Regions from separate parts of the Homo sapiens genome. Here all the other regions are linked to region 1. The links are chromatin loops, found by intact Hi-C in ENCODE. Cell type or tissue: dorsolateral prefrontal cortex. All regions are shown on one strand. Each heading gives the region's core, and the rest is flanking DNA. Links, peaks and the distances in the headings are about the cores only.

Region 1 (6,250 bases), core at 676-5,675:
ACAGGCCATTTTGAAAATAGTGTTGGGAGAACTGGCCATCTCTATGGAGAAAAGTGAAACTAGATTACTGTCCAGCATCACACACAAAGGTGGAATCCAGTTGGACCTGAATGTGAAGGGTAAACTGTAAAATTAATTGTGTGTGTATCCTTTTGACCTAGGGAAGAAAAGGACTTCTAAAACAAAATTTCAATATCACAAACTATAAGGTAACACCAAGCCAAAACAGAAAACCAATGTGATTATATCAAATTGATGATTTTGTCTTTTGTTGTTCAAAAAGTACACCAAACTCTTAATACTTGAAAAAAACCCAATTTAATAATGAACAAAGGATCTGAATAGACATTTCTCCAAAGAAGATGTATAAATGGATGATAAGCACATGAAAGATGCCCAATGTCATAGCCATTAGGGAAATGCAAATCAAAACACAGTGAGATGCCTCATCACACCCACTAGGGTGGCTGTGATAAAAAAGACAGACATCCCTAGGATTGGTGAGAAAGTGGAGAAACTGGAACCCTCACGCGTTGCGAGCGGAAATGTAAAATGGTGCAGCCACTGTGGAAAACAGTTTGGCAGCTCCTGAAAATGTGAAACACAGAGTTACTATGTAATTCCATTCTTAGGTATACATAAGAGAGAAATAAAAACATATTTCCATAAAATAATTTGTATATATGAATATTCATAGCAGCATTATGCATAATAACCAAGACGTGAAAACAACCCAAAAGTCGATTCGCTGATGAATGGATTAACAAAATGTGGTATAGTCAAGCAATGAAATGTTATTTGGCAATGAGGAATGAAGCATTTTGGGAGGCTGAGGTAGGTGGCTCTCTTGAGCCTAGGAGTTCGAGACCAGCCTGGGCAACACGGTGGAAAAAAAAAAAAATCCTGGCATGGTGGTGCGTGTCTGTGGTCTCAGCTACCTGGGAGGCTGAAGTGGGTGGATTACCAGAGTCTAGGATGTTGAGGCTGCAGGGAACCGAGATCGCGCCACTGCACTCCAGCCTGGGCGACGGAGTGAGACCCTGTCTCAAAAAAAAAAAAAAAAAGGAATGAAGTACTAATGAATGCTACCACAAATGAGCCTTGAAAACATTATGCTAAGTGAAAGAAGCCAGCCTCAGAAGACCGTGTATTATATAATTACATTTATACGGAATGTCCAGAATGGACAAATCTATTAAGGCAAAAAGTAGATTAGTTATTTTATAGCACAGGGTGCTGGGAAGTGACTGTTAATGGGTATGTGGCTTATTTGGGAGATGATGCAAATGTTATCAAAATTGATGATGGTGCTGGTTGCACAACTCCGCGAATATACTGAAAACCATTGAACTGTGCACTTTAATGGGGTGAACTGTACAGTATGTGATTTGTTTCTCAAGTCGTTAAAAAGTACACCATAAAATTAATAAAAATATATCAAAGTGGGAAAAGGCATTTGTCTGTAATTGAAAAGGAAAGAATACTTAGAATATGTAAGGAAATACTGCAAACCAACAAGACAAGGATACGAACAGGCAATTTACAGAAGAAAAAAACTCAAAGAATAACAATCATGTGAAGAGATACTTCAACTCCCCTACAGAAAGAAATGCAAATTAAAACTATAATGAGACTTCACTTTATTAGACTGGCAAAAATTGGAAGAATAGCAGCTGGATAGTGCTCATGTTGGCAGGGCTGTGGCCTACGGGGACCCCCATGCTCTGATGTTAGGAGGGTAGACTGGTACATTCCTTGAGAGATCAATCTGGAAGAGTTCAGGTAAGCATGCCCTTGGAATTCCGTGGGATTCTGTGGAATTTATATGCACACGCATACCACCACCAATCTTCTCTGTGTCGATGAGGGCATAGCTCAGTGTGTTTATCTGTATGTGGTGGGGTATGAAGACAACTGGGCACCCATCACTTGGGGGGTGATGAGATAGAATGTGGCAGACACCACAGGGATCTGTATAGTCCTTCCAATCGATGGAGGAGGGGTGCACTTAGCCACATGAATGCACCTTTGTGCAGTATGAAAAAATTAAGCAGCAGGCTGGGCACGGTGGCTCACGCCTGTAATCCCAGCTCTTTAGGAGGCCGAGCAGGGCAGATCACCTGAGGTTAGGAGTTCAAGACCAGCCTGACCAACATGGTGAAACCCCATCTGTACTAAAAATACAAAAATTAGCCTGGCATAACCTGGGAGACAGAGGTTGCAGTGAGCTGAGATTGCACCATTGCATTCTAGCCTGGGCAACAAGAGCGAAACTCTGTCTCAAAAAAATAAAAAAAAAGAAAAAAAAAAGAAAAAATTAAGAAGCAGCTAGGCAAGGCAACCTTATTTGTGGAAGTCATACAGGTACACACCAAGAAACAGGCACTTTCTAAGGTTACATCTAAATAACAAGATGCATATTATCCATTGGCCTGGTTGCCTAGGATGGGGTGGTTAAAAAGGAGTGAAAAGAGGCAAAATAAATAATAAGATGAGAGAAGGGAGATTAAAAAATACTTTATACGGTTCTAGTCTTCCCACTGTCTAGAGAAAGCAACCTATGAGCTTTTCTTCACACACCTCTTTCTAGTTTAACCCATTTGTGCCTGAGGTTGCTATTTTTTGAGTTTTTGCAATCAGACCTTGGCAATGACCTTGAGCAGTAGGGAATAAATAACTCCCATATGCTCAGTGTTCCAATAATGGAACACTAGGCATACATATGTTTTAATGAGCTCAAGTGGCCCCTCTAGAACTCTTTTTTTTTACAATGCCCATTCCCAGGCCAGAGCTTTGCAGCTTCTTTTTCTGTTGGTCTGGGGTAGGAACCTAAATTGTGTATTTTTAACAGTCTCACTTTGTGATTCTGACATAGGTGGCCCTTAGTCCATTTGAGAAGCTGATCAAGACCGACTTTGACTTCCCTGTTTTGGACATGTCCACCCCTTGCTCACTGCTGCTGGACTTGGCCTTGGTCTGATCTGTGCTGTCTCATCTTGCCCCTCTAGGATCGGCTGTCTGCTCTGCACTAACCCAGCCGCTAGCCTGGTCCCTGTTCTGGCTTTGCTGGGTGGACGTGGCATTGGCCCTGACCATCTGCCTTGCTGGCCTTCATTACAGCCAGACCCCCACTCAGGGCTCGCAGCTCCTGTGGTCTCATCCCCAAGAACCAAGACAGGGCAATGTCTCTTACTGCCTGTAAGAGCTTGTCGTCCAGGCCTGGAGCAAGAGCCACTGTGGACCCCAGAGCCACAGGAACGCCTCTGCCTGCGGCGGATGCCTGGCCAGGCTGAGGCACGCGTGGGAAAGTGCTAATCAGGACTTTTCTCTCTGGGTGGCTCGCACCATCCTGGCAGAAAGGCAGTGGGTCACTGTGTGGCCACACAGCCCAGAGCCATTCAGGGGGCAGGAGGGAACATGCAGAGCGGAAATGAAATGTCCCCTCTCAGAGCTGCCAGGCCAGATGACGTGCCCCGAACAGTCGCGACTTTCTTTGTGAGGACCAGGGCTGCATAATGCGCATCCCCGAATAGAGCCCCGTCACCCGGGAGACAGAGGCCTTTTCTTTCGCAGGCTGGTGACTTCACTGTACATTCCCAGGCCGCGGGAAGCACTGGGAAGCCTCTCTTCCGCCAGGCCTCGGACAATGCCGGGGAAGCAGGGGAGGCGCTCGCGGGGGCCTGGACATGGGCAGCGCCGGCGGAGAGAGGTCCACATTGCCACGCTGGTCATGTCGAGCCCAGGCTGGCCACAAAAACGGCCTCTGTGAATGGGGATCAGCGGGGCAGGGGCTGGTTTCCTTTCACCCCTCCATGAAGAGGAGGCTGAGATGGAAAACAGCAGGCGAAGAAGGAGCTGGGGAGCCGGGGTTGGATAAGCACAGGCCCAGCGCTCCATCACACGCTGACTGTCCCCTGGCAGGGACTGGAATGTACATGAACGAGTTCTGGAAGCTCTAGAGACTGTCTTCTTAACTGTAAAAGGAGCTCCCAATGGCCACTTATGGGATGGCTATGGGATTAAATTTCACTAAGTGCATAATAGTCCTTGCAAGATAAGTTAGGAATTCTTCAATAGACACTGCCCCAAAACTGTACTATGGGCCAGACAATTAGCCCTTATTAATATCAATGGATACAATCTTAAGAATAGTTTGCAGCCAGGCGCGGTGGCTCAAGCCTGTAATCCCAGCACTTTGGGAGGCCGAGGTGGGCAGATCACGAAGTCAGGAGATCGAGACCACGGTGAAACCCCGTCTCTACTAAAAATATAAAAAGTTAGCCGGCGGCAGTGGCGGGTGCCTGTAGTCCCAGCTACTCAGGAGGCTGAGGCAGGAGAATGGCGTGAACCCGGGAGGCGGAGCTTGCAGTGAGCCGAGATCGCGCCACTGCACTCCAGCCTGGGTGACAGAGCCAGACTCCGTCTCAAAAAATAAAATAAAACAAAATAAAAATAAAAAATAAAAAAAAAACTTTGCAAAACAGATTTTCTTATTTCATCTCATGGGCCCACTTTGCAGTTGAAGACATTGAAACTCAGATGGTTTAGGTAAGGTACCCACCCAGCGCACAGGAATTGGCAGATCTTTCATCTCCAAGTTCAGTGATTCTTCCCCTGTGCCAACGATGTGTCTTTTCTATGTCCCAATAGTTTACCCAACTGGGAATTCTGCCCTTTCTGGAAAATTTGACCTAGCCTCTGCTCAACACAGAAGTGATTCATTTTCAGATCACCGTCCGCGGACAGCCCCTACATTGTCTGGCCTGACCTATTTCTCCTCCCTCTACTCAGGGCAGATGGAAAATTTTCTTCCCAGCTGTGCCTTCTCTTTGAGATTGCCCACCACTCTTCTGATGGCCTGATTTGAGACTATCCCCTCTGCTGTATACCCAGCATTGGCGAGGCCAGGTCAGGCAGGCATCCAACCTCAGCCACGGAATTCAACCAGCAGCTGTGCACTCATGCAGCTGGCAGCTTCAGAGGACAAATGCTAGCATTTCCTCCAATTCAGGGGGCTTCTTAGAGTTTAATTCTCACTGACTTCTCTTGGCACTGGGCAGGACGAGGGTCTTAGTACAGTGACCCTGGAGTGCTAGCCTTTATTGTGGTCTTTAACATGACTGGTCCTGCAGAGATCCATGTGGTAGAAGAAATTCCAGCCCTTCATTATCATTTGGGCCCTTTTCTTTTCTAACAGGTGAGTGTATGATGGTCACTGGCACTATGATTGACTGACAGAAGAACACCAGAGACACTCAATAGAGGAGGGCATGGGGACCAGGTGTCTACCTAAGGCAGGAGATGGCCCAGCATGTGCTTTCTAGAAGCTCAGAGCAGCACACACTGAGCCTGCAGGTGGCTGACCTCTCCCGCCAGGAGCGAGAAATCTGCCAGGTGTCAGGAGCTGCTCTGCATCTGGAGCACATCAGGCATCTCCAGATGTGGGGTACCCTTTGCCATTAAAGAAACTGATATTCTCTTACTGGGCCTGCTGTCATCTTTAGTCAATCATCTTCAATGATCATCTTACATTGGTCATGAGCCACGGCAGGCAAGGAAGTGGGAGCAGCATGACATGGTGAAGAGGTCTGAGGCGGGAGTCCAGGCTCTGCAGGAGGGCATCTGGTCTTGAATCCTGTCCTAACACAAACTGTGTGAGCTCTGTCAAGTTCCCTTTGCTTCTCTAGATTGTAGATCTCTCTTCTGTGAAAGGAGCGTGTTTGTTTCCTATTGCTGCTTGTGTAAGTCAAGGTTCTTCAGAGGAACAGAACAATAGGATTCATATATATATATGTATATAATTTTTTAAAGGTATTGGCTCATGTGGTTATGAGGCCTGACAAGTTCCTAGATCTGTAGTTGGCAAGCTGGAGACCTGGGAGAGCCAAGAGTGTAGTTCCAGTCCAAAAGCTAGCAGGCTCGAGACCCAAAAAGAGCTGACGTTGCAGTTTGAGTCCAAAGGCAGAAAAAAATCAAACAAACAATGCCCCAGCTCAAAGGCAGTCAGGCAGGTGGAAGTCTTCCCTTACTCGAGGGAGAGTCAGCCTTTTTGTTCTATTCTGGCTGTCAACTGATTGGATGAGGCCCACCCGCATTAGGGCAGGCCGTCTGCTTCACTCACTGGACTGATTCAAATGCTGATCTCATCCAGAAACATCTTCAAAGACACACCCGGAATAATGTCTGACCAAATGTCTGGGCACTCTGTAGTTGATGAAGTTGATACATAAAATTAACTACCACACTAACT
Region 2 (6,250 bases), core at 627-5,626, 240 kb after region 1:
TGGTGCCCAGCGAGGGGCCTGTTAACACACCCTCCAAACGATCCCCAAACTTACTAACCTACTCCACTCCCAAGATACCTTCTACCTTTCTTCCTTCACAAAAGAGAACCTCCAGTCCAGGAACTACTTCTCTATCCACACAAACCAAAGAGAAGTGTCTACTGGCAAATATTCACCTTCTTGCAGCCATGGGTAAGCCCACCCCCAAACACACAGCCAAGCCTTGCACACCAGGGATCTACCTAACTAGAGAATCAAAGCAGTGGCTTTCATATTTTCAAAAGATGCTCACAACAGTTACCAATACTGATTAAATTGAGATCTTCATTGACAGATAAAAGCCCACAACAGGAATCATGAGTCATTTGAGGGAAATCAACTGGCTTAAAGTGGCAAGCAAAGCAAATGGTTTTCAAGGAAACGTGGTCCACACAAGAAAGAAAAAGACATTTTTATAAGCCTAATGAATATCTGTAGAAAACTTTAAGAATCCATACTCCATTCATGAAAGAAGAACAGACTGCTAAGAAAATGATCAAAGAGAAGATAGTCAACATGTTTTAGAAATTAAAGACAATAAAACAATAATAACAATCTAAACAAGAACTTGGTGGACTAACTGGTAGTTAAATGGATGTAGCTGAAAAACAAGTGAGTGTTTTAGAACACAGAACATACAGCAAAATTACAAAGGAAACAATGTTTTAATGAATACACTGAAAGAAATTCACACTTAGAGAGGAGGAGAACTTTCATATTTAACTTCAGACATTTCTTGTTCGTTGAATTGTCTACATTAAGCATGGGATATTTTGCAACTTCATTTTATTTATTTTTATTAGTATTATTTTTGAGATGGGGTCTCCCTCTGTCACTAGGCTGGAGTGTAGTGGTGCAATCACAGCTCACTGCAGCCTCAATCTCCTGGGCTCAAGCAATCCTCCCATCTCAGCCTCCTGAGTACCTGGGACTACAGGCACCTGCCACCATTCCTGGCTAATTTTAAAAATTATCTATAGCGACGAGGTCCTGGCTAACTTTTTACATTATTTGTAGAGACGAGGTCTTGCTATGTTGCTGGTCTCCAACTCCTGGGCTAAAGTGATCGTTTCACCTCAGCCTCTGGAATTGCTGGGATTACAGGCATGAGCCACCAGTCCCACCCAATTTTGCAATTTTAGGAAAATAAACATAAATTTGAATCTTAGGATTGCATTTATTAAAACTCTATGTGTATGTTTGTACACTGTGAGATGTGTGAAGGAAGCTCACCAAAATGTTAAACAGCTCTTTTCTCTAAGTGGTGTGGTTTAATAGTCTGCATCTGTTTCAATAAATGCTTGTTATTCTTATAGTAAACTTTAAATTGCCCAGTGCTGATGATCTAGTTTACAGATTGGCTGCATAATGTAGGGAAGCCAGAGAATGCTCACTTTCACAGCAGTCTGAGTGCTGGCTTTAGAGATGGGAGTTGATTGAGTCAAGGATCTAAAGAAAGTGCTCTTTTCCAAGCTGGATGGAGAGGCTCGAGTGCCTTGCAGTTTGACCTCCCTGCTGCTCCTGTCAGATTCCAGGGCCAAAGCCCACTCCTCTTCCATCCTGGTGGGGGCCATAATCAACCTCACTAACTACTGGTTCCCAAGCCTGGGAGGACACACCCCAGGGCTCTGCTTCATGGTATCCACAGCTTATGCACAAGCCAGTGCTGTTGTCGTTTGGCTTTTATCATGATTTTATCTCATCTATAATCTCTTTACCCTCAATATCTCTTATAAAGAGTTATCAGTTAGTTGCTGCTGTGTAACAAACCTCCCCAAAACTTAGCGGCTTAAAGAAACAATCATGCATGATTCCTTACAAGCCTAGAGTTTGCCTGGGCAGGTTCCACTGGACTTGTTGGTACATCTGTAAGCAGGCTGGATGATAGCTGGTCTAGCCTGGTCTCAGCTAGGAAGATTCACCTCTCTCTGTTCCATACATACATTTAGTCTCTCTCCTTCTAACCACTTAGCCTGGGCTTGTTTTCACGGTAGAGGCAAGGGTCCAAGTGAGACAGCAGAATTGTACAAAACATCTTGAGGCCTAGACTCAGAACTCAGTCGCTTCCACCCCACTCTGTTGGCTAAAGCAAGCCAAAAGACCAGTTCGATTCAAGGAACATAGAAATGAACTCCAACTCTTGAGGGAAAGAGTGCAAAGTCACATTGCAAAAGGCATGAGTGGAGGAAAGGGCAAAACATTGGGATCACTTTTGCATCCTCTACTGAAAGTCAATTATGTAACCCTGCTGGTTACATCGTCTCTGCAAGGGCATGTAGAGACTGGACGTAAATAGTCACACTGTGGGGCCATTTGTGAGCTGCCACTTTGCCATCAAGGCAGCTTTTTGTGCACACAGAGTTAAATCTGGATGGGTGCCTGGGAGTCTCCTGTCTACATGATTTGGTGTCCCTCTCTTTTTCTGCCACATCTGTCTTCTCTTTCTCATCCCTTGCCCCAGGAACCCTTGCTCAGAAAGTCCATGGAGATTTTAGTTTTGCAGAATTGCCCCGGAAGGGCAGCAGTTAACCCTGATACTCTTCCCCCAAAATGGGCTTGTCACACCATCCAGCTTCTTCCTGCAAAGTATCTACAACACACCCACATTTTCCCTGGCTGACTGACACCTCTCAGAAGATGGCTTTATTGCTTTATTGCCCTAATTCACTTTTCCACCAAAGGTGAAGAGAGAAAGGAACCATAGAGTGAAGGGTTATGGGAAGGGACTTTCCAGTAGACTTACCATAAACAAATTTGAGCTCTTTTTATTTGGGGGGTGACAAGAAAGCAGATGACAGATGGAGGAGCCTCTGTGGAAATGAAGACTATGTCCACAAAGCCCTCCTGGCGAATCCTCCCAGTGTTAAGATTCCAGCGTGTTTATGGGTGGTGGGCTGCAGACGTGCCCTCTTCTCTCTGGAACAGTAAAAGCAAATGCCTCTTCCTCTTCCACCACTGTGTCAGGGAAACAATGGGGCCCTTTAACTCCATTGGTTCTTTTCCAGGCCAAATGATGACATCATTAAGGCATCCGATTTTCTCCTTACATAAAAGAAGATTAATGGAAGACCACAAGAGGAACTATTGTTTTGCCAGCTTTGTTCAAATGTGTGGTTAAAATACTTTCTTTCACAAAACACAACATTGCCCCAGAGGTAACAAAAAACCCTTCTGTAGTGATGTGCCCTCCCTTCTTGAGCGAGACCACACACAAGAAACTGAACCATGCCCACAGTCAATGCCCCTGATTGTCCTGGGTCCTGATTCCTCACCAGTAGCCCCAGCTGCCAGGAAATTGGAACCGCATGTAAAAAAGCCAAGGTAAAACAAGCCCATCTGGACCATGGTCAGAAAAAAAATTCTATTTGCCAAATCCTAAGGTCTTCATCCATAAACAGAGTCAAGGATGCTGGAACTGGAAGCCTTGAAGGTGTGAAGGTGGATGGGTGACTTGTACTCTCTCAGCTGGGCTCCATGTCCTTTCTTATCAGTGATGAATGAAGACACCATCTGAGAAGCAATGGAGAAAGCTTATTTCTGAGATAATGATTCCAATCAGTTCATTATGTCACCTGTCATGGGGCCCCTGGCATTTTCCCAGCCGTGAGCAGAGCCCCCTCTCCATTCTATGGAGTCCTTGGGTCTTGGAGCTGTCGACAGGAGTTTGCCAAGGTCTGGAGGAAATTGGGTCCCTGTGGGTGGTATCCCCACATGGACAGCCAGCTGTGACGGGATGAACAATCACTTCTTCAGGCTGTCAGATGCTTTGGTCCTTGGGCTGCTCCTAATATTTTTTTCCACAAAGCTAACACAAGATGGGATGCTTCCTCTTTGCCTAGACTTGGCAAGCGTCTTATTGTTCATATAAACAATAGTGAGAAAGGCTATCCATGGCTTTGTAAAATATCCTTTGCCCAAATCAATACAAGTATTTCTGTTCTGAAACCCAATATATTAAATTCTGTACCAGTGCTGTCCAATGGAAGTTTCCTGTATGATGTAAATATTCCATGCTGTGCTATCCCATACATATTTGCATGTGGCTAGTGAGAAGCACCTGACCTGTGGCAATTGCAACTGAGGAAGTGACTTTAAATTTTTATTTTATTTAATTTAAATGTGAGTAGCCATGTGTCATCTATATAACTTTTACAGTTATGCACTTGCTTATAAAGTTTAACATACACTGACACATGACCTAGCAAGTCTATTCCTAGGTATTTATCCAAGAGAAATTAAAGCAAACGAACACACAGAGAGTCATACGCAAAATGTTTGTAGCAGCTTCCTTTATAATAGCCGAAGATAGGAAACCACACAAATATCTATCAACTGAGGAGCAGAAAAACAAATGATGGTATCAACATGTAATGGAATATTACCCAAAGGTGAACAGAAACACACTTCTGATACACAGCAACACTTTGTTAAGTGAAAGAGTGTCTAATTGTGTGATTTCACTTCTCTAGGGAAGGCAAAACTACGGAGACAGAAAGCAGAGCGGTGGTTGCCTGGGAGCAGAGGGGAAGGGAGGACCACCAAGAGGCACAAGGGGCTTTTCCCAAGAACGGACACATTCTATTTCTTGAATATAGAAAGTGGTGGTTGCGTGACTATATACTGTATACTGTCAAAAAACTCATTGAGCTGTACACTTAGAATGGGTGAATTTTGGTGAGCCCTGGGTGTTGCTGTGGAAACAGCTTAACCAGTGCCCCTCAGGACTCTGAAGCCATGCATGCCATCATGGGAGCCAGCATATGGTGCCCTGTGCCGGCCCCACCTCTACTTCCAGGGAGTTCATCCAGCCACATCAGTAGGACTGAGGCCGTTGTCTCTTCCTGCAGTACCAGGCTCTGCCCAGCCTCAAAGTCTACTTAGGTGCTCCTCTTTGCATTGCTGTTGGGTGGGAGCAACCCCTTCCAAGCAGTATAGATGTTGGCCTGCAGAAGAAGATGCCCTTTCTGTATTTTTCCAAGGCAGGAAGTCATTATGCAACTTACACATTTTCATCAGATTTCCTCCGATATCCTCTGAAGTGTGTGTGGGAATGATGTGCGCTGCCAAGAAGTGTGGCATCTGATTTTAGCCTCCAGCTAGCATCTTAATCTACGAGAATGAAATTCAAGGGGAGAATTCGCTCGCGCATTCTGCCAGTTCAAAATTTTTCAAAGTTTTCAGGTTGCACGCAAGCGGCTGAACAGCTAAAGAATAACCTACGACACGAGAGTTACCCGTAACAAGGATTCCCGAGGCAGCTAGAGAAGCTATCCGGTTTTTTACAAGGTTACCTGTGGAGGCAGAGTTGGGCAGAAACAATGGGACAAATTGGACCGGAAACAACCATTGATCCTGGAAAAGACCTGAACACACTGGATGACAAGGAGCTTGCCAAAAGGAAGAGCATCATGGATGAACTTTTTGAGAAAAATCAGAAGAATGATCCAAATTTTGTTTACAACATTGAGGTCAAAATCCCACAGGATGAACAGCTGCAGTCCTGTGGCTGGGACACAGTCAGCTCATAAGTTCTGATACGAAACACTCAAAAGATTTATTGGGCTAGCAGAATATTCATGTTTATATAAATAACATAGATTGGTTCTAGAAAAATCTTTAGAGAACACTAAAATGTATATGTTGAGTCACGGGGGATTGACTATATTACTTTTCAAAACCAGGACATTTAGAGCATCTACTATGTAGGTGCATGAGGAAAATAGAAAAAATGGAATAAAGGAATCTGCCTTATTTTTTGCTCTTTTGAGACAGGATCTTTCTCTGTTGGTCAGGTTAGAATGCAGTGGTGAGATCTCAGCTCACTGCAACCCCCACTTCCTGGGCCCAAGCAATCCTCCCACTTCAGTCCCCCAAGTAGCTGGGATGACAGGCGTGCACCACCATGCCCGGCTAATTTTTTTGTTGTTTTTTGTTTCTTTGTTTTTTTGTAGAGATGGGGTTTTGCCTTGTTACCCAGGCTTGTCTCAAACTTCTGGACTCAAGCTATCTGTCCACCTCGGGCTTCCAAAGTGCTAAGATTACAGGCATGAGCCACTGCACCTGGCAGGAATCTGCCTTTAAGGAGCCTATAATCTAATTGGAAGATGTCAAAACTTGTGAAAAGCTAATTAGCAGTATTAGGCAACCAAAAGATTAAAGCCAGATGCTTGATAATGGCTAAAGGTCAGAGCCTAGATGACTGTAGAGTAGA
Region 3 (6,250 bases), core at 789-5,788, 120 kb after region 1:
CCCAGCTCCTAGTTTCTGTCTTCTCTGTAAAGTAGGAGTTGAGGTCATCTGTTGAGAGTGAAAGATGAGGTGGGGAAGGTCATCAGAGGTGAGAGGCTCAGGGAAGCCAGGAGAACGGGGGTTGTTGGCAGGGTTGCAGTCAAAGTCCACCAAGCCAATGGCAGCAGTGTGGGAAGGGAGTCATGGAGTCTTTGCTGCTTTCAATCAAATGCCCAGTGGTGCCACTTCCCTTCCTCATCTGGCCATGAGCAAGTGGGAGGAATACTGGGCTGGATGCGTCAAGGCAGAGGGGGTGCAAACCCCAGGTCTCAACCCTGTCTCAGAGAAGGGGCCTCTGAGACATTAAGCAGCAGCCACGTAGCATGGCTGCAGGGAAATGGTGAGCTCAGGGAGTGACGCCTGCCGGTAAGGGACGTGTTGCAGAGGATGTTCTGATGGGAAGTGGAGGCCTGGGTCATTCGTTCAGCAGGAGTGCAGGATGCAGAGGGCATGGGAGGCTGAGGAGGGAGGACAGATGCAGGTGCCCAACAAGGGACAAGGAGTCACAGGACACAATGGGATCAGGCTTGGGATGAGGACGATGGGGCTGGGAAGTGGGGGACTCCAGGCTGCTGGAGAAGAGGCAGTTCCCTGGGAGGAGCGAGCTGGCTGATGGTACCCTGCCTGGCAGTAGGGGCCAGCAAGGTGCCAGTGGGCCCCTGTCCCAGTAGCTGCAGGCTCCCTGAGCTCACCCCAGGAGATGGTTGGGGAGCGCAAGGGAGGATACCCAATGGCTCGCCCCTGCTCTAGTGCCGGGTGGGGAGGGAGGCCAGCTGAGGTGGAGGGAGCAGGTCCCACCTGCTTCTTCTGACTCCTAGGATTGGGCACCAAGGAGCGCCAGGGCTGATGTTCCCACCTGCTTCTCCTGACTCCTAGGATTGGGCTCCAAGGAGCACTAGGGCTAATGTTCCCCAGGGTTATCTTATCTGCCCATTGGCATCAATGAGCCGTAAAGTGGACCTCAGCAATCTCTCTGCTCTGGGCCAGGTATGCGTGGGCCACTTCTCCCAACAGTGTCAGGTGACATTGTCCATCCTACAAATGAGGAAAATGAGGCCTGGGCAGGTGGGTCACATGCAAACGGTCCCACAGATGGCCAGAGCTGGTGCAGCTGAGACCCAGGTGTGCTAGGCCGAGAAGCACCCGCCCTTCTTCTTCCCACACTCACCCTCCTGGGCTCTGCACGGGGCTCTCTCTGGTTGCTCCGAAGTCCATGCTTGCTGGGCTCTTGGTTTGCCTTTGCTTTTTCTCTGGTTTGTTTGGGACATGGTTGAACTTACCTCACCAGCAAAATGTGTACTTTCACCTTAGGCTTCGGGTCCACTGCGGGTGATGCTGGGGATAGGCTGGGACTGGCTGGCTCGCTCAACTTTTTGAGATCAGTAATGAGAGAACAGTGGGCCTGATTCAGGGAAGGCAGCAAGGTGTGATGAAGCTCCCTGGGCTGAATGGAAGGAATTGGTTTGGAGAGCCAGCTGTGGCTCTAGGAGTGGCCATCTGACAGTGGATGGGGAGGGGAGGCAGCCATACCAACCCCTGGCCCAGCAACGCAGGGCCAAGCGAGTTGACATGCTGGCCCCTCTCCCTTCCTGCCCTTTGATCTCCTGCCAGGGCCTCCAGCTGGCCAAGCCCACGCTGTCTGCTGAAGCAGACTCAGGGTGAAGACAGGGAGGCTGGACCTGCAGGGGCTGCTGGAGAATACCAGCACAGGCTTCCAGGCCACGCCATTGATTCAATTATTTTACAGCCTTAATTAGGTTCTGACGTTAATCATATATTTCCTTCTAGCTTGCTACAGATTCTTCATCACAGCAGCGTTACGAGTATTATAAATTTAGTACCCATCTGGATAGTTAAGGATTTCATAAAAAGCACACTATTCTATCCTGAGGGTTCTTTCTTCTGAATTTTTCCCTTCCCACAGCTTGTAATCCTGTAAGAGGGTTACATGAAACCAGAGACCGGTTTCATGGAAGACAGTTTTTCCATGGATGGTAGGGGGACAAGGATGGTTTTGGGATGAAACTGTTCCACCTCAGATCATCAGGCATTATTTAGATTCCCCTAAGGAGCATGCAACCTAGATCCCTCATATGTGCTGTTCACAACAGGGTTCGCGCTCCTGTGAGAAACTAATGGCGCTGCTGATCTGACAGGAGGCGGAGCTCAGGTGGTCATGCTCGATGACCCGCCACGCACCTCCTGCTGTGCAGGTGGAATTAATTTTAATGCTATTTTTATTTAGCTTGATATATTCAACATATCATTTCAACATAAAATCAATATAAAGAATTTATCGAGGAGATATTTTACATTCTCTTTTTCATACACAATCTCTGGAACCTGGTGGGTGCGTTACCCTGGCAACACAGCTTGGCTTGAACGTGCCCCCTTCCCAGTGCCCAGCGGCCCTACGGGGTGAGTGGCTGCTGTGTTGGGCGGCACAGGTGTGGACTTTGTTCCTGCCACTCTAATACCCACGCGTCCCTCCTTGATCTTCTCTCTGCCCAGGCTACTGTCAAAGAAGGGCTCCTTGCCAAGAGTTCCCCTCCCTGCCTGCTGCACAAAATAAAAACAGGAGACCTATTTGAGAATGTGCACACTTAACTTTGGTGTCTCTGGAAGCCAAGTAGCTGAGCCAGGGTGACAGTGAGGACGATTTGGGTTAAGGAATCTCCCTCTTTGAGGGGAAAAATGTAGATGAACTCTTTGCAAACCTACAATAATTTTCCTTCCTCTTTCTTCAAAGCAAAGGAGCAATTGTTCTCCCTGTGGTCCACAGCAGAGGGCACCTGTGGAGTAGTGATAACCTGTGTGCTTTGGAGTCAGACAGGACTGGGTTCCAATTCTAGCTCTGTCATCTTTAGCTGTGTGACCCTGGGCAAGTCACCTGACCTCTCTGAGTTTCAGTACCTTAATCTATAAACCTTGAAAAACATACCTACATTTTATGTGGTTCGTGATAATTTACTGAATTGACATATCTAACTTGCCACACACACACAGTACAGGCTCAGCAGATGGTAGCCCCTGTTCTACGTTGGTGAAAAGCAGGTCAGAGAATAGAAAGGAGAAAGTAAATGTTAGACCCAGTACGCCTATCTTCTGAGGATGAGCACAGATCTTCCGGGTCCGAAGGTCAAAAAGATGATGTCACACAGCCCTGGTGGATGGGGAAAAGTCTTTGGCTTAGAAATGCTGGAGTGATTTGAGAGGGACGGCTCTCCACTCGATAAATCATGTCTTATGACAGCTCCAGGGGAGTCTATGGGAACAGTAGCTGCTGAGCTCTGTGCCAGATCCGGCGGCTTCTGTATCAGAAAGACAGCCCAGAGGATGCCACGCGGGAATCAAAAGAGCGAGAGTTACAGGAAGGATGAGTCAGAGCGAGCCAGGGCGAACAACAGTCGTCTGTTCCTTGAGACATGCCGAGGCGCTGGAATCACGCTGTCCCACCACGCGGCGCCTGCTCCTTTCCTGAGCCCTCCCTGACTGCACTGCAGAGCCATGGAATTGTTTTTCTTTTTTAATCACTTGGGTAAATAGATGCTGTGTGTGGCTGTTTAAAAAGTAAAGAACAATCAATTGCAATCCCATGTTAGCGGGTAAAGGAGAGGAGGACTATGGGGAGAAAAAAGGCGAAATGTAAAAATATAAAGAGAAATCATAAAGATCATCTACATGGGTTCCAACTTGTCCAGCCTTTGTGAGCAAATAGGGTGTTTTGCTTTCCCCACGTGGTAGAAATCCATCTCAAAGTAATGGAATATTCTTTTTTTTTTTTTTTTTTTTTTTTTTGAGACAATGTCTTGTTCTGTTGCCCGGGCTGGAGTGCAGTGGCGCAATCATAGCTCTCTGTATCGTTGACCTCCCGGGCTCAGGGGATCCTCCCACCCCAGCCTCCCGAGTAGCTAGGACTCTAGGCACACATGCCCAGCTAATTTTTGTAATTTTTGTAGAGACAGGGTTTCACCATGTTGTTCAAACTGGTCTCTAACTCCCGGGCTCAAGCAATCTTCCCACCTTGGCCTCCCAAAGTGCTGGGATTACAGCTTTGAGCCACTGCACCCAGCCCCGCATATTCTTTTAAAGGTATTCATTGAGTAGACTGAAGAGTTAACTGACCCTATTATGAACCTGCATTGCTTCCTCTCTTCTCCTCCCTCACCCCATGTCTTGGCTCTGTTTTCCTCCATGATGGCGTCATTCCCAGGCAGGAGACAGCAGTGCGAGGCTCACAGTGTCCTTGCACTACCATCCAGACAAAACAACAGTGGCTTTCCTTCCCAGGGTCCCTCTTGGCTCCTCTGCAGCCGTTTCTGCCCCCTTGGGCTAGTGTCAAGGTGGGAGAGGGAGACAAGATTCACAGATTGGCTCCAGTTGATCAAATGCCCACCTCTGGCTGGTGACGTGTGCAGCAGATCCATGTTCAGCAGCAACACACACCTCAAGTGGGAGAAAGCAGCTCTGCAACAGAAGGAGGGGCTGCCATGCGAAGAAAGGAAGGAGTGGGTGTCCCAGCTCCTGGGAGCGCATCTCCAGGGTCCCTGGAACATGGTTTAGGGGACCCTGGTCTCTCCTCTTCTAATATATTTTGCAAATAAGAAGGCTGAGGCCAAAGAGGAGAAACAAAATATAGCTGTAGATCCTCATTATTTGCCAATTCTGTATTTGTGAGTCGGCCTTACTTGCTAACATTTATGTGTGATCCTAAAGTGAACACTCGGCACTCTTGTGATCACCAGTAGACATGGACAGGGCAGTGATCAATTTGAATCTTCCCGTGCACATTTTCCAACTAAGGTCAGCTAAGGCAACACTGTCTTCTTGTTTCAGCTCTCCTACGGGAAACAAGTGTCCTTTTCAGTCTATCGAGTGCCCTGTTTTTAACATTTTCGTCCTTTTAGTTGGTGATTTTGCTCTTTAAAATGGCCCCCAAGGGTAGTGCTGAAGAACTTTCCATATTCATAGCACAAGAAGGCTGTTACATGTCTTGGGAAAAAAACACATGTGTTAGGTAAACCCTGCTCAGGCATTCATTGTAACTCTGCTGGCTGTGAGTTCAACGTTAATGAATCAATAATCTATACTAAGTGAGGTGTCTTTACACGGAAACACACACAAAACAAGGTTGTGTATTGAGGAAAGTGTTGTAACCAGAGGCTCACAGGAACCTAACTTTGTGTTTTCCTTAGGAGCAATGGTTCAGTATGCACGAGTTCAGTGTTCACAGTGACTTTATAGACCGGAGCTACAGCAAATAATGAGACCCAAACAAAAGGTCCTCGAGGCCACCCAGAGAGTCATTGACTAAGCCAGGACTCTGAGAGTTTGGAGTCCACTGCTTTCGCATACTGCCATATATAATGTGGGGTAGAGATAAGGAAGACAAAACAAAGCAAGATGTGAGAAGATTGAGGGGAAGGAAGGGGAGACAGCAGTTGAGCAACCAGGGAAGTGAATGTCTATGAGGCACAGTCGTAGATTCAATGGCTCTCAGGCAGGTCAGGCTCATCACACCAAGCTATTCCAATGGCTTGGACACCAGCATCATAAGATTGTATAGGGGATAAGACTTACCTGCCTCGAATATCGTAATTGAGCCTTCGTCTAGAAGTTGTATAAACCTAGGCCGTAAGTTTCAACACAACTCAAAGAGAAGCACCTCAGGACATTCACAAATGCTTTCGAGAATGTGAAGCCTTTGGTTAACAACATCCCCTGGTTTAGGAAAATAAGAGAGGTGAGAGAATATTTATAAATATAAACTATAACATTTAAATTAAATATGTACGTGTTCTCTGTGTTGCCATCAAAGTTTCTGAGTCTGTTTAACAAAAGGGGTGGGGAAATTTCCCGCAGGATTTTGGTGTTTGCATGAATACTTATTTTCAAAGGAGAGCTGGTTAGTAAACTCCAGGCTGTGTAGGAATATCATAGAAATTGCTTGCTGTTAGAAATTGTTGTTAAAGTGCTTGATGCGGAGAACTACAGTTATTAAACTTGCAGTTGTAAATTATGCATGTCACAGGTGAGTGAATTTACTCACCAAGCTGTGGCATGATTAAATCATGGACTTTACCTTTGCTGATTCTGTCATATTGATTCCACCAATACATCAAACTGGACATTGTTGTAAGTCACAATCCGACATGAAAGTCTCCTCCTTGGAAAAGTTATTCTGACAAGTAAATAAGTGAGTGATACTAGC
Region 4 (6,250 bases), core at 716-5,715, 170 kb before region 1:
GAACATGACATAAGCTGCCTTCGCTTGCAGCCAGTGACCCCCATGCCGGCCCCAGTCCAGCCCTGGATGTGCCTGGAGAGTGTGCCCCACATGCCTATTCCCTGAGCTCCACCCATCCACCTGCTTGAGGTCCACGTGTGTCACTGGCAGGAACCAGCCATCTATGAGCATCTTCCTGTGCAAGTGGCCAGGCTTTGCAGACTGGACTGGGGACTGCCTTTACTCAGACACTAGAAATGGAGACCAACGAACACAAAGAGACAGGGCAGGGCGGCAGGTTCTGTGCATCACAGAAGTGGGTGGGAGCGGCAAGAAGGATGGCACTGCAGGGCGGGCAAGCCTCTGGCTCCTTTAAGAAAGACTTTAGAAACATCCATCTGGAAAGAAGAATCAGCAACCCCTGTGCCTCTGCCTAGGAGCATCCAGGCTGACCCTGGCGGCCGCGCTCTCCTCATCCCAGCCCCACCCCACGATGCTGAGAAGGCAACTGCTCCACCTCCTCTCCAGGACCCTCTACAATTGAACTGGCTGGAGAGAAAGCATTGTTTGAAAAACTCAAGAAACAATTCTGGCCAGGCACCGTGGCTCACACCTGTAATCCTGGCAATTTGGGAGGCCAAGGCAGGCGAATCACCTAAGGTCAGGAGTTTGAGACCAACCTGGCCAACATGGTGAAACCTTGTCTCCACTAAAAACACAAAAATTAGTCAGGCATGGTGGCAGGCGCCTGTAATCCCAGCTACACGGGAGGCTGAGGCAGGAGAACTGCTTGAACCTGGGAGGCAGTGAGCCAAGACTGCGCCACTGCACTCCAGCCTGGGCAACAAGAGCGAAACTCTGTCTAAAAAAAGAAAGAAAGAAAGAAATGGTTCCGTGATTTTAAAAGGGAAAGGAAAGAGAAGAAAGAAACAGCTCCAAGTGGCATCAAGGCATTTTTCAAGGCACTTGGAACCTCCAACCACAGGCGTGTAAATGGACCATCCTCCCTAAAGCTGGAGCCCTTCTGGTGGTTTCCTGAAAGGCACTGGGAACAGCAGGCCCACATGCAGCAGGGGCTTCTGATTAAAGGGCTGTAACACAGCAGCATGGCCTGGCGTTTTCTTTCCTTCCCAGGAAATCAATGCCCGGGCACAGGTGCCCCATCTCTACTCTGGGGTTGTCAAGAGCTCACCCCTGGGCCCTGGGAGGGACCTCAAAACAAATGTCACTTGGCCCAGTCACATGCAAACTTCCCAAATAAGAAACCCAAATAAATGGTGCGGAGCAGCTAAGCAGGCCACTCTCTGCTTCAGCGTGAGCACCGTAAGGCAGGCTGGACCACGCTAATTAAAATGAGATGCTCAAGATCAGAGTTCCTAATTACCTGCCAAATTAATGTGCTGTCTTATAGGCTCCTTCTGCTTCTCCCAAAAGTCCTACCTTCACTCAACCTTTCTATTTTTGAAGATCACTTTCCCCAGAGCCCTTCGGCAGGTCTCCTGCAGTGACTGGGTGGTATTAGTTACAAATAAGCTTCCCTAAATTTCTGGCCAGAGGTGAGTCACACAGAAAACCTTTGTCCACCCAGTAAGGGGTCCAGGAGGGCTGACCTCAGAGGGCTGGTCTTGGCACACGCCGCACCACGGGGTGGGGTGGGAGGCGGAGGCAACCGTGCTTCGGGATCCTTACGTGGAAGTTCCTTTCACTTATCAAGTGAATCAAGCCATTGTCGGGTGGAAATACGACGTCAGTTGCTCAGCATGAGGAGTGCCACTTACGAATGTCACATGTGCTCAGAGGTGCCCTGAACGCTCCTCTCCTGCACCCCACCCTCACCTGCTTGAGACTCTGGCAGTTGGCTCCCTCCAAATCCAGGGCCCTGGAGGCAACTTTCCAAATGCTGGCTCCAGACGTAAACTGTACCTGGGTCACCAGGGACCAGGCTCCACTTCACGCACAAATGCCACACCCCCAAATGTGAGCCAACAGGCCAGAGAGATGCGTGGACTCGCCTTCTTAATATTGACAATGATGATTCTAGCAGAAGCAATTGTTTACTAACTACTCACCATGTGCTAGTGACCTCAAATCAGTTCTTAACTAATCCTAGCAACACAATCATGTAGTTTTTAAAACTAGCTGTGGGATTAAAGGAGAAGTATGTAAACAACTATGTTTTATTAAAAATTCACAGGAACATCGTGACCTGACCAAGACAAAAAAAAACCCAACTTCCTCTGACCCCCACTGCCTCCCAGATGTCCAGTCGTTGGTCATCTCTTGATCTCAACCCCCTCCTCTTCCCCCAGCCCTTAATATAAAAAGCCTAAAATCTGTACTGACTTAAGACAGTACTTGAGAATGTTAGTTCACCATCTTCTTGGTTTTCAAATATACCTGCTGTTTCTCCCACCAACCCTTGTCTCTCAAGTCTGGCTTTCGAGTGGTGAGTAGCTGACTGTATATTCAGTTATAGTATTAATGCTACTTGCAGATGAAATAAAGCAGAGGCTCAGAGGAACCACCCAGCTAGGGAGCTGACTGAAAACTGAAACCCAGATGTGGCTGTCCCCATACCCTTCACTGTGTCACACACACAATCAGATGCACATGTGTGGATGTATGTGTGTGAGAAGTTACGACCAAGGCAGGCGCTGCCTCTCTGCACTCCTTGAGCCCACAACAAGGCCTCCAATGCTCTGCAGAGTCAGAACCCGGCTCAGCAGAGAGAGATGGGGCCCATCACACTCTGTCAGGCACTGCATTCTGCAGCTGGCTTTCTGAAACTCAACTCTCTCCACTTTGGCCACTGCTCTCTCCTCACTCTTCACCTCTCTGAACTCTCCTGGTCTCCTTTTCCTCCATTCTCTGGGTTAAGCCTCTCTGCATCCCTCACCCACAACCCAGCTCCAAACCTCTGCCAGGTGTGTGTGCACCTGCCCATACGCCGCATCCCCAGTGCCTGGCCAATGGGAGCAGCATCCCCCTACACACATTGCGGGTGAGCTCATGAGGGCAACTGAATCCAGGTGTGAATGAAGGAGTAGCAGAAAAAATCCCACACTTCCCAGGAAGTCCATTTCCCAGTGCTCTGCACTGCACTCAAGCAGCCAATGGCTCTACTTGACTTAGTTGGTCTTCCTGACCTCCAACAATGCCAAGCCTTAAACACATAATGAAATCCCACTTGCATTATAACGACACCAAGGCAGCACTCCAAACCTGGCTTCCTAAGCTACTTCCAGTTATTAAATGTCCCCGATAGGATTTCTTGGCACCAATGTCTCTCTCTTTCCTGCAGAAACTGTATTTCTCAACACCAGCAATAAGCAGAACTGCAGGTGGTTCTCAGAAGCCCTGTCCAGACTACCGCGGCCAGAGTTACGGGGCAATGAACACCAAGCACACAACAAACACTTCCCTGCAGGCCCCTTCCAGCGGGTGGCAGTACCGCGGCCAGTTATGGGGCACTGAACAGCCAAGCACACAACAAACAGTTCCCTGCAGGCTCCTTCCAGCAGGTGGCAGGGACCAGAGAAAAAAACATTAGCTCTACAACTCCAACTAGAGTTCTTTCAAGAAATCTTGTGAACTTCCTTTTTAAAAGACGGTAAAATTAACCAGGAGAAAGCTGGGATCGCCCTCCTGGCTCCTCACAGCTGAAAGACAGCAGTGGCCGCCTCCAGCATCACTAGAAGCTCCTGAGGCCCAGCAACGCTCAGTTTGTGTTCTCCAGAGGACCCTCTTTCTACGCCTTCAGGATCTACCAGTCAAGGTGAAGAGCAAAGGTAACATTCAGAGAAAGTCTTTTAGGGTTTGTCCTGCTTTCCCTAAAGATGCTCCACTCACAAATGCTCAGCAAACATCCTGCAGGAAAGAAACAGCACCCACCTGCCACGTGCCTTGGAAAGAAAAACGTTTTAATTAGTCTCACAAAGTGTCCTTAGAATGCATGCAGCTCAGGCTGGCAATGGTAGTTGATGCCTATAATCCCAGCACTTTGGGAGGCTGAGGTAGGTGTATCCCTTGAGCCCAGGAGTTAGAGACCAATCTGAGTATCACTGGACGACCCGTCTCTACAAAAAAAATCAGCCAGGTGTGGTGCTGCGCACCTGTAGTCCCAGCTACTTGGGAGGCTGAGCTGGGAGGACGACCTGAGCCTGGGGAGGTTGAGGCTGCAGTGAGCTATGATCAAGCCACTGCACTCCAACCTGAGTGACAGAGTGAGACCTTGTCTCAAAAAAAAAAATCTGTCTAGCCCCTCTCTCCTCACCCTTTCAGAATCAACTCAAGAGATGCAGAGGCCTGGAAATCCTGATCCAAGAAGGCATACAAGTGAGACATGAAGACCTTTCCCGGGTGGCCCCACCTCAGATGACATCAAGCAACCAACTCACACCACTGGAGGTGGCCAGGGAGGTGGGATGCCCCCGACCCCCCACTTCTCTTCCTCAGAAGCAAACTCACTCTTAAGAAACACTATCTATGGCCGAGCGCGGTGGCTCACGCCTGTAATCCCAGCACTTTCAGAGGCCGAGGTGGGTGGATCACTTGAGGCCAGGAGTTCGAGACCAGCCTGCCCAACATGGTGAAACCCCATTTCTACTAAAATACAAAAATTAGCTGGGTGTGGTGGTGCACGCCTGTAGTCCCAGCTACTCAGGAGGCTGAGGCAGGAGAATTGCTTGGACCCAGGAGGTGGAGGTTGTAGTGAGCCGAGACAGTGCCACTGCACTCCAGCCTGGGCAACAGAGTGAGACTCTATCTCAAAAAAAATAAGATAAAAATAAATAAACACTATCTCATCAGCATCAAAGAGCTCACTCTTTGGCCACAGGAAGGATTTGCGATCGTCACTACATTCCGCATCATGCCCGGAGATCCCCACGCCTCAGGTGTGGATGGTGCTGATCCTGTGCTACAGTCCTGCTGGGCCCTCGGCACCTCTGCGGCAAACACACCTGTCTGTGGCTCCCAGACCGACGCCTGCAGACCCTCATCAACTCTGAGTCTGGAGTCGCAGGTGTGGGGTGGGGCCCAAGAACTGGCATTCTAGCACACTCTGGGCAGGCACTGACACTGCTGTGAATGGCATTTGAGGAGAGGAAGGCAGAGCTGGGACCAGGACCTGACAGCCCGTGTGCATGCTCAGTGACTCCCAATGACGAACAGCTATGAGAAGTCACTGGCAGTGATTTTATGAAGAGCTCAAAAGGCAAAGGGAACACAGAGCCCCAGAGAAAGAGTGCCAGAGGGGACCCTAGTACAGGGCATGAACGTGGGGACGTGCCCTCCTCGCCAGTCAGGGCTGCGGAGAACACTGTGACGAGGAGGTGCCTCGGGCTGCCTGTGTGCTCGGTGATAATCCACCTGCTAAGACTGCCACGGGTGCTGGGAGTGTGCAGGCTGCACGCAGGATGATGGTTCTGCCCCACTCAGGGTCTACTCCAGATGTGGACATGCCACTTGATCTCTGAAGCAGCAACCCTACCCGTCCTTCCTAAAAATGTACAATACAAGGACATCCATCATATTATACAGCTGCAGACACCAAAGAGTTATGTGAGACTACCAGAGCCAAGGCCCAAGGCCCAGGTGGTTCCCCCACCACTGAAGACAGCTTCACACCTGTGGTCATCCGAAAACGTCCCCAGCCTCTCATCACCCTCCACCTGCGCAGGGCGAGTCCTCCCACTCACTCCACTAATCCCCATGCTCCCGGGGATGTTAGGCCGCGGTGAGATGCAACTAGGATGTTGTCTATACCTGTTTGTTAGAGTAAGAATCCTGAGAGGTGTAAACAGTTCTATATAGAACGCGAACTGCTAAGAGCACTCTTAAATGCATGTGAATGCTCGTAAAGTATCAATACATTTGCCAGGTGCTAAAACGTGAACAGTATTAGGCTCATTTTTAAAAAATTAGATGGTGCCAAGGAGTTTTAAAGAAACAAAAGTAATCCAAAGGAACAAAAGCTGCCCACAGGCACGCGGAAGACGGAGGAGCAATGCAACTCTGTACGTGAAAAAGGCTGCCAACACCATCTAGAACAGCAAGGCTGGGCTAAAGGCACAGGCTGGAAGCGAGGGTCTCATGCTGGCTGATGAACACCCTGCATTGCCTCCCAACCTCAACAGCATCTCTCCAAGTAGCTGGGGGAGCTCTCTGGGGTCCTCTGACAGGAGGAGGCTTAAGCAGTCTGCAACCCTGCACGCTGACCTTCCCAGGTGAGAGCTGGCATCCCAGCAGGCTGCACTCGCCAGCTCTCTCC
Region 5 (6,250 bases), core at 833-5,832, 190 kb before region 1:
GTCACAAGTTATTCACCATACAAGGAGCAGGGCCACATTACACCCTAAGGTCGAGAGCAAGAACCCACTGCTCAGAGACAGGATGATCACCTCTCATGCCAGGTCAGATAACATCCTCTCTAGATTTTTTTCTCTTTCCACCTTGAACTCAAGCTGTGTGATTTCATTCACTGTTGCAATTGCTGACTGTCATCTAAGTGCCACTGTCAAAACATTAGAGGCCAAAGAAGTCAAAAAGAACTAAACACAAAAAGATAGCTATCAGCAGGTAACAAAACCATTCTCAATAAACTCAGCTTCAAGAACTCCTGTACATGAAAATGCCCATAGTCAGGCACAAGTAGCTGTTTTTTCATATGTTAATGTCATTTATTCTAAGAGAGAAGCACTCTCAGATACACTCGACTCTACCTCTAGAAGACACTAGAATGGTGGAGTAGAAAGCGCACCCTCCCCAACCCTCCCTCCCCCACTGCCTCCAACAAGCACCGAGGGAAAAGCCAGCACTGCCACTGTGAAGGAGATGCAAGAAAATGAAGAAATCAACCCGACAAAATGTAAGCGGCCGGCACGTCTTCATTCTCACCACTAATGATGGGGAGAACAGTATGGCGGTTCTTCTCAAAGTCAAATACAATTACCTTTCCAAGCAACCACTCAGCTCCTAAGGATATACTCCAAAGAGGTGAAAATGGCAACTCAAGCAAATCCCTGTACACGCACGTTCATAGCTGCATGGTTCCCTGTAGCCAAAAGATGGACACAAACGCCCATCAACAGATGAATGAATAAACAAAATGTGGTCCCTCCATACAATGAAATATCATTCAGCTGTAGAAAGAAATGAGGCACCAATGCATGCTACCACCCTCGATGAATCTCAAAAACATTATATTAAGGGAAAGAACCCAGTCACAGAAGGCCACATGTTGTATGGTTCTGTTTATATGAAATGTCCAGAATGGGCAAACCCACAGAAACAGAAGACTGGCGGTCGTCAGGTGCTAGGGAGAGGGGGAAATGGGCAATGACTGCTGAAGAACATGGGGTTTCCCCTGGGCGGGGGTGATGAAATTGTTTTGGAACTAGACGGGTGGGTGGTTACACCATGTGGTGCATACGCTAAGTAAGTGTTCACTTTTTTTTTTTTTTTGAGATGGAGTCTCGCTCTGTTGCCCAGGCTGGAGTGCAGTGGTGCCATCTCCACTCACTGCAAGCTCCTCCTCCTGGGTTCACGCCATTCTCCTGTGTCAGCCTCCCGAGTAGCTGGGACTACAGGTGCCCACCACCACGCCCGGCTAATTTCTTTGTATTTTTAGTAGAGACGGGGTTTCACTGTGTTAGCCAGGATGGTCTCGATCTCCTGACCTCGTGATCTGCCCGCCTAGGCCTCCCAAAGTGCTGGGATTACAGGTGTGAGCCACCACGCCTGGCCAAGTGTTCACTTTTAAATGCTTAACTTTATGTTATGTAAATTTTGCCTCAATATTTTTTAACGACAACAACAAAAGAGCCAAGTCGCCCCCTGGGATTGCAACCCACAGCTGTATTGATCATGCCCAAATAAGGTTTGTTTTGTTTTAACAAAAAGGCTGGAGACCTCAGGGCATGGGAAGGACAGTGAAAGGTTACGTCACACCAGGAAGGATTAAAGCAAAAGTGTCGCCTGGTAAACTGAGCCCGGCTCTGCAGAAGCCAGCTGGGCATAAATAGAACTGCCTTTCATTTCTGAAGCCCTCAGTGGGCAGGGGCTGACACAGTGCGCCCTTATACGAAAGTTTTACGACAGTAAACCAGCCACAAAAATGAGCGCTCCACTGTGACACAAGCTGGGGAAGGCTGCTTCATGGTGATAATTTGGTTTCCTGGTTTTCTTTCCAAGATGATTCAACTGGGTACCTTTTAACTTTAGCCAGTAATAAGAAAACCCTTAATTCTTCTAAGACTTAGACTAGCAAAGAGAAAGAAACAGAAGTAATTCAAATTACATATCTATATCCGTCTGTGTGACTGACAGCTAGAGGGACAGGCAGATAGGTAGACAAAGGTAAAATTTTGACCCTCAACAGTGAAAAACTATTGGGCTATACACAAATGTTTATTTAAATAGCTTATTGTAAAAAAAAAATTTTTTTTTTTTTTTTGAGACTGAGTCTCGCTGTATTGCCCAGGCTGGAGTGCAGTGGCACAATGTCGGCTTACTGCAACCTCCGCCTCCTGGGTTCAAGCAATTCTCCTGCCTCAGCCTCCCAAGTAGCTGGGATTACAGGTGCACACCACCACATCCAGCTAATTTTTTTGTATTTTTAGTAGAGACGAGGTTTCACCATGTTGCCCAGGCTGGTCTCAAACTCCTGACCTCAAGTGATCCGCCTGCCTCAGCCTCCCAAAGTGCTGGGGTGGCATAAGCCACTGCGTCCAGTCTGTAATTTTTTAAACTGTGGCAAAATACACACAAAATGCATCATTCTACCCACTTTTAAGTGTGCAGCTCAGTGGCACTAAGTACATTCACACTGGCACATGCTTACCATCATTTTTAAAGGTCTTAATCATGTCACTGACTTCTCCCAGGACACCTGGGGGCAGGTAAGGGGAACAGGCATTGTGGTTCTTAGGTTGTAGTTTGAGGAGAGGTCAGGTCCTTGTCAACAAAGGTGTGGGGGCACAGTGCAGGTAGGAGACGGGCACCGTGGAGCTCAGGCTGGCTCTGACAGTGGCAGTTTCATGACATGGGGGGCTCAGCTCCAACCTTGGTGGCCAAGTCCTTTATAGCTCTACTGGTCAATGGTGGTCCCAGAACTGAGGCTCGCCCTGGAACTCTTGTCTCTGCTCCCAATCACGCTCGGACCCTCAGACCAGCAGGCAGGATAACAGTGGTACCCAGCTCCTCACGAGGGGAAGTCCTGATGGCGGGACCAGCACACGCAGGCACCTGGATGGTGTCGGGTGCGATCCAGACCCCCTGTGCAGACACTGCTCCCTTGTCTGCATCAGGAGCCTCAACAAACAGCCCCGCTCAGACCAGGCTCAGTGTTTGGTTTTTTTCATCCGTACAAAGGCGAACTATCAGGTCCCAGCGAGCAGACATGGGCCTTTTGTGCAGCGCTGAAGGAGGGATTACATTTCAGGAATAGCAAACCTACTCTCTCTCCCGGGGGAGGCCAGCAGACAAGCCTGTGTTGAATGCACTTTTTGTTTACTGGCTCAATCAGCCAAGCCTTCGAGGGGATGACGACACACACGTTCCACTCGGCGAATGTTCCGAATGCTCAGAGTTAACTGCCCAAACAAAAATAACCGGGGGAAGAACCATGTAGTCAGGCAGCCACACAGCCATGCTCCGGGCAGCAAGGGACTCTCAGCTCCCACCGACTCCAGCAAGCGACCAGGGACACAGGAGCTTCCGATCATTTCCAAACAAACACAGGACTCTGCTCCAAGCAGGCATTCAGCGAGAGGCAGTGTCTCATCTGGCAAAGGCTTTGGGCAGAAGGTCAAGAGAATGGGGTTTTAATCAAAACCCTAAGGCCGTGGTGCCCAATACAGTAGCTCCAGCCACAGGTGCTACTGAGCACTAAAATGTGGCCGAATTGAAATGTGCGATGAATGAACATTACACAGCACCACCCAAAGCATCAGTACCAAACAGGATTATAGCAAACCTCGTCCACAAATTCCAGATAATTGCAATGAAAGGATAATATTTTGGATATGTTGGATTAAACAGTTTATTAAAATTAATTTCATCTGTTTCTTTTATTTTTTCTAATGTAGCTAGTAGAAAACTTTAAATGACGTATGTGGCTGGCATTCTACTTCCACTGGACAGAGGTACAAGGGGGTTCAGGAAGGCCTGATATTTCAGGACAACAGAAATGCTTTTCTTGGTGAAGATGCAGAGGTAGAGTTTGGCATTTGGGGTATGGAGGGAAGATGGATACCTGTGGAAGGAGGGGAAGAAGCAGAACTGGCCAGAGAGAGGCTGAACTGCCAGGCAAACCTGAGGCCATCTCGCCAACCCAACAGGGAGCAATGGAGAGGCCATTAGAATTGTCCCATGATGGGTCCAGATGGCCCCACCTTTCTGCCCTTCACACCCTGGAAGAACAGTCACGGGAAGAGGGTCTGACAGGATGTACCCTTACGCTGGGCATCTCTCCATGAGGAGCTGCAGCTAATGATGCTCCCAGCAGCAGGGGCGACAGTCCTCCCTCAGAGGGGGCCCAGGCCAAGGCATCCCCCTCCTCTCTAGAGTTCCACCTTCTTGCCTGCGGGACTCGAACCTGCCCTCAACGGCCCCTGAGGTTCTAGCAGCCTTTAGGGCACAGCACGACCACTTGGGAACACTGCAGTCAACCAATACCTGCAACAAAGTTCTTAAAACCAGCTGCAGTGAGTCACCTCATTAAAATCAGGCAATGCTTCCAGCACACGGAGAGGAGATATTCCCCAAGCACCACCTGCCTGGTGACCAGAATATACCATACTCGTCAAACTTCAGGGGAAACAGCAAATGAGGACACAGCGCACTGAGAAGCACGTGCTGAGTACAACACACACAAAAATAATCAATGCATTAGCTTCTAGTGAACCAGGTTAACAACTTCTGGCCCCCAAACACTTTTATAGAAAAGACTGGAGAGTAAAACGAATATGGTGACTGACAAACTGGACAAAGACTCATAGCACAGAGGCGACCAAAGCCCCTATCCTACCTTTGCCACTGGGGAACCTGAGGCCCAGGGTTGCGCCAGGTATGGACCCAGCCTCCTGCCTGGTGCCCTCCCAGCCTGGTGGCTCCTCCTGTTGCAACCGGGCTCTGGGGAGCGACAAATCACCCACAGTTGGTCTCTGCCACACAGCGGCTTATCACAGGCTGTGCACGGACAGTGACACCCAGAGAGGCTTAGGTCCCTAGGACAAGGGAAAGGTATCCAAGAAGTTATGTGAGGGGACAACACGTCTCATAAAAATGCCACTTTTTTTTCACATCATCTTCTTTTGAAAACAGAACAGAAGGGAATGTCTTATCTGATGTCGACAGCAGACAATTCAATGGAGACAGACTTCCCTCCCCAATCTCAGTAAAGAGGTGGTTATTTTACGGAAAGAAAAAGGACACCAGAAACAGAAGAAAGACACATCTCCATTTACTTGAAAAGAAAAAAGCTGAAAAGAACCTTTGCAATAAAAAAGTGTTATAATTTTAGGCATGCAAACCTGTGCGTTCACACCTTTCCCTACGGCAGCCCTTTCTCCCAGGTTCCAGGAGTAGAGCCCAGGGCGCATGTCTGAGTTTGTCTCTGGATACTAGTGTCAAACACCTGGCCACCCGTGAGCACAGCTCACGGAGGAGGCAGAGCAACAGGACAAACGGGTATCTGAAGATATCATTCAACAGCCTAGAATCACACTGGTCCTTAAAGGAGAAAGCCTTCCAGTTTCCTCGGCTCAGCTTTTCCCAAACTTCATGCACCACCTTTGTGGCTTCTGCCACATTCAAAGACCACCTAAACTATCACCTACTTCAACTCTCTTCAACTTTAAATTCTTTCAAATCTTAAGTTTATCCTAAGTATTAATATTTATGAACTCACACCTTTGGTGTCTTTTTAATACACATTAAAACATATACAAATAATCAACAAACATGACATGTAATTTAGGAATTTTGGAAACACTCATCATATCAAGCTACATTTTGTACAACTATTGAGCAGCTGGAAAAATAGCCACAAATCCAACCACCATCTCTTTATTCTCAATGTCACCTTTTTTTTTGGTTTGTTGTTTTTGTTTTTTCGAGACAGGATCTCACTCTGTCACCCAGGCTGGAGTGCAGTGGTACGATCGTGGCTCACTGCACCCTCAACTTCCCAAGCTCCAGCGATCATCCCACCTCAGCCTCCCATGTACCTGGGACCATAGGTGTCTGCCTCCATGCCTCGCTGATTTTTGTATGTTTGGAAGAGTCAGGGCTTTGCCATGTTGCCTAGGCTGGTGTCGAACTCCTGAGCTCAAGTGATCCATTTGCCTCGGCCTCCCTAAGTGCTAGAATTACACGCGTGCTCCACTGCGCCCAGCCTCAACAAAGTTTAGATTCTAAACCAAAGGTCTCAGAAAATATTCAAAATTAGTTATTTGGTCTTGTGTGATTTTCTTTCTTTTATTTTTCTCGTTCATTCCCTCCTGGTGTACTTGGTCCATTATTCCTCTTAATACAGTCTCTTTAAAAAGCAAAAGACCT

The links. Peaks named below come from ENCODE experiments on the same cell type or tissue, not always from the same donor. Only the 100,000 strongest peaks of a DNase experiment are listed, where the experiment ranks them.
Region 2: it touches region 1 in a loop (3-fold over the local background); 4 of 110 quality-filtered maps call a loop at or near these places.
Region 3: it touches region 1 in a loop (2.2-fold over the local background); 2 of 110 quality-filtered maps call a loop at or near these places.
Region 4: a loop joins it to region 1, with 1.9 times the contacts of the local background. A loop is called at or near these places in 2 of 110 quality-filtered maps.
Region 5: it touches region 1 in a loop (2.4-fold over the local background); 2 of 110 quality-filtered maps call a loop at or near these places.

Annotation. Positions count from the first base shown.
Region 1 is chr2:235,382,143-235,388,392 of GRCh38, reverse strand. No RefSeq gene overlaps it. Among named protein-coding and RNA genes, the nearest start is that of AGAP1, 110 kb to the left of the region's middle. In dorsolateral prefrontal cortex, for the core only: no CTCF peak of the experiment used is centred there; DNase peaks (open chromatin) are centred at 3,572 and 4,905; H3K4me3 peaks cover 1,066 bases; H3K27ac peaks cover 2,888 bases.
Region 2 is chr2:235,146,340-235,152,589 of GRCh38, reverse strand. It overlaps the pseudogene CEP19P1. Among named protein-coding and RNA genes, the nearest start is that of SH3BP4, 200 kb to the right of the region's middle. In dorsolateral prefrontal cortex, for the core only: a CTCF peak has its summit at 2,991; DNase peaks (open chromatin) are centred at 2,929, 3,299 and 3,649; H3K4me3 peaks cover 710 bases; H3K27ac peaks cover 3,067 bases.
Region 3 is chr2:235,260,946-235,267,195 of GRCh38, reverse strand. No RefSeq gene overlaps it. Among named protein-coding and RNA genes, the nearest start is that of AGAP1, 230 kb to the left of the region's middle. RefSeq lists enhancers at 3,257-3,551, 3,277-3,571. In dorsolateral prefrontal cortex, for the core only: a CTCF peak has its summit at 3,546; a DNase peak (open chromatin) is centred at 3,415; H3K4me3 peaks cover 1,122 bases; H3K27ac peaks cover 3,561 bases.
Region 4 is chr2:235,549,290-235,555,539 of GRCh38, reverse strand. The region is part of intron 1 of AGAP1 (ArfGAP with GTPase domain, ankyrin repeat and PH domain 1); the gene reads right to left. Among named protein-coding and RNA genes, the nearest start is that of TNRC17, 34 kb to the right of the region's middle. In dorsolateral prefrontal cortex, for the core only: CTCF peaks have their summits at 3,257 and 3,456 (motif pointing right); a DNase peak (open chromatin) is centred at 3,429; H3K4me3 peaks cover 998 bases.
Region 5 is chr2:235,574,679-235,580,928 of GRCh38, reverse strand. The region is part of intron 1 of AGAP1 (ArfGAP with GTPase domain, ankyrin repeat and PH domain 1); the gene reads right to left. Among named protein-coding and RNA genes, the nearest start is that of TNRC17, 60 kb to the right of the region's middle. In dorsolateral prefrontal cortex, for the core only: no CTCF peak of the experiment used is centred there; DNase peaks (open chromatin) are centred at 3,208 and 4,845; H3K4me3 peaks cover 1,879 bases; H3K27ac peaks cover 4,033 bases.